Regions from separate parts of the Homo sapiens genome. Here region 1 is linked to region 2. Evidence: read pairs that join two places in POLR2A ChIA-PET (ENCODE). Cell type or tissue: PC-9. All regions are shown on one strand. Links, peaks and the distances in the headings refer to the core of each region. The heading gives the core; the rest is flanking DNA. Region 1 has its middle 190 kb from the start of AGAP1. Region 2 has its middle 240 kb from the start of SH3BP4.

Region 1 (2,807 bases), core at 58-2,557, 110 kb after region 2:
CAAAGAGACAAAGGCTTGCTGGAGATTTTACAGGCTGGTGCTTATGCTGTGTGCTGGGGAGGGCTTTGTCCAGTATTGGTAACATCAGGGTTGCAGTGAGCTAACTTGCATTTTTTTTTTTTTTTTTGAAACTCTGTCACCCAGGCTGGAGTGCAGTGGTGCAATCTCCACTCGCTGCAACCTCTACCTCCCGGGTTCAAGTGATTCTCCTGCCTCAGCCTCTCAAGTAGCTGTAGCTGGGATTACAGGCATGTACCACCATGCCCAGCTAATTTTTTGTATTTTTAGTACAGATAGGGTTTTGCCATGTTGGTCAGGCTGGTCTTGATCTCCTGGCCTCATAACTTGCATTTTTCTGTCACCCAAGAGTCTGGTGATAAGTTGGGCGCAGAAAACAACTGAGTTATTTGTGCAGGAGGACCATGTGTCCTGGACCATGAGAAAGGGCAGATTTACAGCTTACCTGCTTTCTCTTCTTGCTTTCCCTTGGTCCCACCAGCCTGACTTCTTTTCCCTAATTAGAGCTCCACAGACATTTCACGTACAATGTCAGGAACTTGTGGAACAAGGAAAGTCCACTCTAGAATCCTTGCTAAAGGACCCCAGGTGACCTCTTAGGTCTCTGCCAACTCTTAAATGTAGTCATCCCGAGATGAAGGTGCCTCTTTGGAGGAGGAAACCAAATGTGGATGTATCAAGCTGCCAGCTGCCCCTAAAGAGTAGCCTGCCGGCCGAGCGCAGTGACTCACACCTGTAATCCCAGCACTTTGGGAGGCCAAGGCAGGCGGATCACAAGGTCAGGAGATCAAGACCATCCTGGCTAACATGGTGAAACCCTGTCTGTACTAAAAATACAAAAAATTAGCCAGGCTTGGTGGCAGACGCCTGTAGTCCCAGCTACTCGGGAGGCTGAGGCAGGAGAATGGCACGAACCCAGGAGGCGGAGGTTGTAGTGAGCTGAAATCGCTCCACTGCACTCCAGCCTGGGTGACAGAGCAAGCCTCCGTCTCAAAACAAAAAAAAAAAAAGAGCAGCCTACCCTTCTCACACCTCTCCTGGGTCTCGTTCAAGTGAGACTTGTGGGGAAGAGGGCACAATGCCAGGAAAGGCTGTGGGGCTCGGCCTGCTGCCAGGCATGCTTTGTGTTCTTCTCTGAGACCACAAGTATTCCCATGTTTTGAAATTGTTATTTCTTTTTCCTGGTGTGAGCTTGACTTTTTCCCCTCTAAATTATGCCCACCTGGCACTCTATGCACTTTGTTTTCGTAGCTAAGGCTTTCTGGTAGTCACTACCCCTGGTTCTATTCTTGAGTCCTTAACTAACTCCATGAATCCAAAGGACACTCATCAGACGTAGGTTTCAGCTGATCGTTTTACACCCGTTCTTCCTGTAAAGCAATGTAATTCCTTTAATGCAGCTCACACAGGGACACCTTGACTCACAGAGGGACTGTAGCTGATCAGACACTCTGGTACCAAAGCAGAAACACTGGCATCTCAGGGCTGTATCCTGGGTCGAAGCCTCCCGAGATGTGTTCTCCTGACCTCCTTTTTAGGCAAGACAGCTGACCCACTCCTGGCCTTTGGCGCCTCCAGTTTTCTTGTCCCACTCTCGGTGGTTCAGAGACCTTGCAGATCCACCCCACGGTGCCTCCGCTTTCAGGGGCCCCGATGGGGAGTGCTCCTCTAGATGGGGCTAGGGTCGCGCCCTGGGCAGACTTGACTCTGAATCAGTTGAAGTTGCAACACTGCAAATTCTTTGGGTTGCAAATAACAAAAACCCAACTCAAGTATAAGCAAAAAGGGGGATGTATTTAAAGAATCATGAAGTGTCTCAATAACTCAACAGTAAGAATCCATCTAGGATTCAGGCATCAATGAACCTCAAGAAAGCTGGAGGCGGGGTGCTCTCAGGAGCCTCTCTCCCCTGTCACCACCCCACCAAGCTCCCTTCCCTTCTTTAGCCCATGTGGCAGAAACCAGTTTCGTGTTAAAACTTCAAGCACCTAAAGGAGGCTGACTTTCTCAGTTCCAAGTTCTAAAGCCCCACAAAGCACTCTTGCCCCCCTTGGGTCCGGTGATCCAGGTGAACTGATGATCCAGCCCACAGCAGCTGCAGTGGGGTCATAGGGTCCTCTCACGGCAGCTGTCCTGGGGAGCCAGAAGCGACACAGAGGACAGTGAGTGAAGTTCCCAGACATGGGTGGAAAGGTGCTGGGTGTGAGGACCTCCTCCTCCTTCTTCCTCCTTCCACCTCGTCCTCCCTCCTTCTCCTCCCTCCTCCTCTTCTGTCCTCCTCCCTCCTTCTCCCACCTCTCTCCTCCCCCTTCCCCCTTCTCCCCCTCATCCCCCCTCCCCCTCCCTCCTTCTCCCTCCTCGTTATCCTTCCTCCCACCTCCTCCCCTCCTCTCTCCTACTTCTCCCTTCTCATACTCCTCCCTCCTCCTTTCTCTTCATCCTCCTCCTTCTTCCTCCTCCTCCCTCCTCCTCTTCTGTCCTCCTCCCTCCTTCTCCCTCCTCTCTCCTCCTCCTCTCCCCTTCCCCCTCCTCCCTCCTGCTCCCTCCTCATCCTCCTCCCTCCTCATCCTCCTCCCTCCTCCCTCTTCATCCTCCTGCCTCCTCCCCCTCCTCCTCCCTCTTCATACTCCTCCCTCCTTCCCCCTTCTCTCTCTTCCTCCTCCCTCCTCCTCCTTTTCCCTCCTCCTCCTTCCATTCCCCTCCTCCCCACTCCTCCTCCCTCCTCCCCCCTCCTCCCTCCTCTTCTTCCTCGCCCCCTCCTCCTCCCTCCTCCCCTTCTTCTCCTCCTC
Region 2 (2,807 bases), core at 280-2,779:
AGGACGTGTGCACATGATATAGAGTTAAATATTAACACCATAAGCAAATATAATGAGAGGTTAGGATCTCCATTTAACTCAAGTGCTTCTCCCAAGGCTAGGTATCCACAGCTGGGGCTGACCCAGTCTTTTCCATTCCTTGATGGGAACTCAATCTGCCTTGATCTTGGTCTGCCCTAGTGGAGTAGAGTTGCTTTCCGACTGTGCTGCATGGCTGTCAGGGCCGGCGCCATGGAAATGTAACCTGTGCAGACACGCAAGGCTCTGCATGTAGGCCTCACACTTGGTTCAAAGCCAGGCATCACCATCTTGAAATCCTTAATACATTTCAGAACCGATCCTAAAAAGTGTTTCCATTTTGCCATAAGCTTTGCAATCTACGCAGCTGGTCCCAGTGACTCGGGTCTCTGTGCAGGGGTGTCCTCCAGAATCTAGTATTTCTGTACTGGGGAGCATCCGGGCTAAACCTGCCATGCAGAGACCTGTGTCCATTGACAGGTGACAAAGTGAAACAGAGTCCGGGGCTTGACATGAAGTGCCCAGGTGTCCAAGGTGGTACAGGTGACCACCTGGACCAGCAGCCCTAGGGAACATGACATGAGAATGACACGGTTCATGGAGTGAACAGGAGGAAGACCTTGATATGGTTTGGATCTGTGTCCCTGCGCAAATCTCACGTCAAATTGTAAACTCCAAAGTTGGAGGTGGGACCTGGTGAAAGGGGATTGGATCATGGAGGCAGATTTCTCCCTTGGTGCTGTTCTCATGATGGTGAGTGAGTCCATGTAAGAGCTGGTCTTTTAAAAATGTGTGGCAATTCCCCTGCCCCCATCTCCTCCTTCGGCTCCAGCCTTGTGAGATGTTCCTGTTTACCCTTCACCTTCCACTATGACTGTTAGTTTCCTGAGGCCTCCCAAGAAGCAGAAACAGAAGCCGCTATGCTTTCCGTACAGCCTGCAGTGCTGTGAGCCAATATAACCTCTTTTCTTTATGAATTACCCAGTCTCAGGTATTTACAGTGGTGCAAGAAGCGAGTAACACAGATCTCAAATTAGACCACCAGTGTTTTCTTAAGAAGAGAAGCACAGGAGACAGTGGGAGCCACGTTGCCACGCCACCTGGGTGTCACAGGCTTTGCTTCTGGGGTCTGCCACTGACTCACCAGAGGTGGTGGGAGGGTCACCTGCATGCACAGGGTTGGTTGTGGCTTCAGTTATAATGTGATGCCCCATGAAGAACTCTTCTTTTTTGGGATAGTTTTTATCTCCAGGTCTCTGGAGAGCTCTGAGCATACTGCAGGGAAATGTAGGCTAATGCTGACTCCTTCACACCTGTGAGAATTGTGGGAATGGAGTCTAAACCCTGCCTTGAGTTCTGCCTGGGGAGGCTGGGGGTGAGGTGTGCGTTTGGAGTGGGGGACAGTTCTCTCCTAGACTCCACTCCACAGACTGAGATCTATATAGTGAGCTATAAAGGACAGCAGAAGAGCATCAGGCTGAATGTCTCAACTCTGAATAAAGAGTGCAGCCCAATGCTGTACAGGCTGAGTGTCCCTTATCTGAAATACTTGAGACCAGAGTGTTTCTGATTTTGAATTGTTTTGGATTTTGGAATATTTGCATATACACAATGCGATATCTTGGGGATGGGACTTGAGTCTAAACATGAAATTCACTTATGTTTTACATACACCTTACACACATAGCCTGAAGGTAATTTTATGGCATATTTTAATCATTTTGTGCATTTGATTTCATTTTAATTGTGACCTGTCACGAGGTCAGGTGTGAAATTTTCCTCTTGTGGCATTATGTTGGTGCTCACACAGTTTTGGATTTTGGATTTTGGATTTTCAGAGGAAGCATGCTCAGTCTGTATTTTCTTCTGATTAGAAGCCTCTCATCCTATTAGGATAAAGTCAGAGGCCATCATAAGAATTCTCCACCCTTGATTGATGTGGAGGTGTGGCTCCCAGTTTCTACTCATTTTTCCTTTTGCCTTTTTCTCCTTTTTCTCGCATTTTCCTGGAGAATTTGACATCTCTCCTCTTCCCAACTTCTACTCGTTTTTCCTTTTGTCCTTTTTCTCCTCCTTCTCTCCTCTCCTCTCCTGGAAAGTCTGACCTCCCTCCCAGCTGCTCCTCTCCCAGTCTCTTCATTGAGCCCACTTAATGCAGGAACCTCCGTGGCTGGCTGCAGCCGCTTCTCTGCTCAGCCCTAGAGTGGGTTCCCCGTGGGCACCACGTTGCTGCACAAATCCAGCGACAGCTATTTCCCATCACACATAGAATAGAACCAAACCCCGCCACTCGGCCCTGGGGACCCCTCAAGACCCAGCCTCTGCCTCCTCCCCACCTCACCCCCCGACGGCTTCCTTGCTTTGGCCACGTGGGCCCACTCTCTGTCCCAAGCTCACTCCCACGTCAGTCCCCCGTGCCTTCTCCCTCAGGGAGCACTGCGAGGCCCATTACCTCCTTCCTGCTCTTGCGCTCAAATGTCGCCCCTTCCTGACCACCCTGTGTGAAACAGCCTCCCACACACATATGCGTATGTGTGGCTCTATGTATATATCACCACAATTTTCCGAAATTAATAATGCAACATATCAAAACCATTGAATTGTATGCTTTAAACAGATGAATTGTAGGCACGTGATTTATATCTCAATAAAGCTGTTTAAAAAACGAAGCAAGAATTCTTATCCCCCTGAGGCTCGTGTCAGCTCCATGAGAATGTTTGCATGCTTGGTTCGTCCTTATGGAAAATAGACAATAAGCAGGTTCCCGGCGCCCCTCCGCTGTCTGGGTG

The links. Peaks named below come from ENCODE experiments on the same cell type or tissue, not always from the same donor. Only the 100,000 strongest peaks of a DNase experiment are listed, where the experiment ranks them.
Region 1: POLR2A ChIA-PET joins it to region 2 with 12 read pairs; 2 of 35 experiments call an interaction of 5 or more read pairs at or near these places.

Annotation. Positions count from the first base shown.
Region 1 is chr2:235,299,393-235,302,199 of GRCh38, forward strand. No RefSeq gene overlaps it. Among named protein-coding and RNA genes, the nearest start is that of AGAP1, 190 kb to the right of the region's middle. In PC-9, for the core only: no CTCF peak of the experiment used is centred there; DNase peaks (open chromatin) are centred at 1,239 and 1,369.
Region 2 is chr2:235,189,258-235,192,064 of GRCh38, forward strand. No RefSeq gene overlaps it. Among named protein-coding and RNA genes, the nearest start is that of SH3BP4, 240 kb to the left of the region's middle. In PC-9, for the core only: no CTCF peak of the experiment used is centred there; no DNase peak of the experiment used is centred there.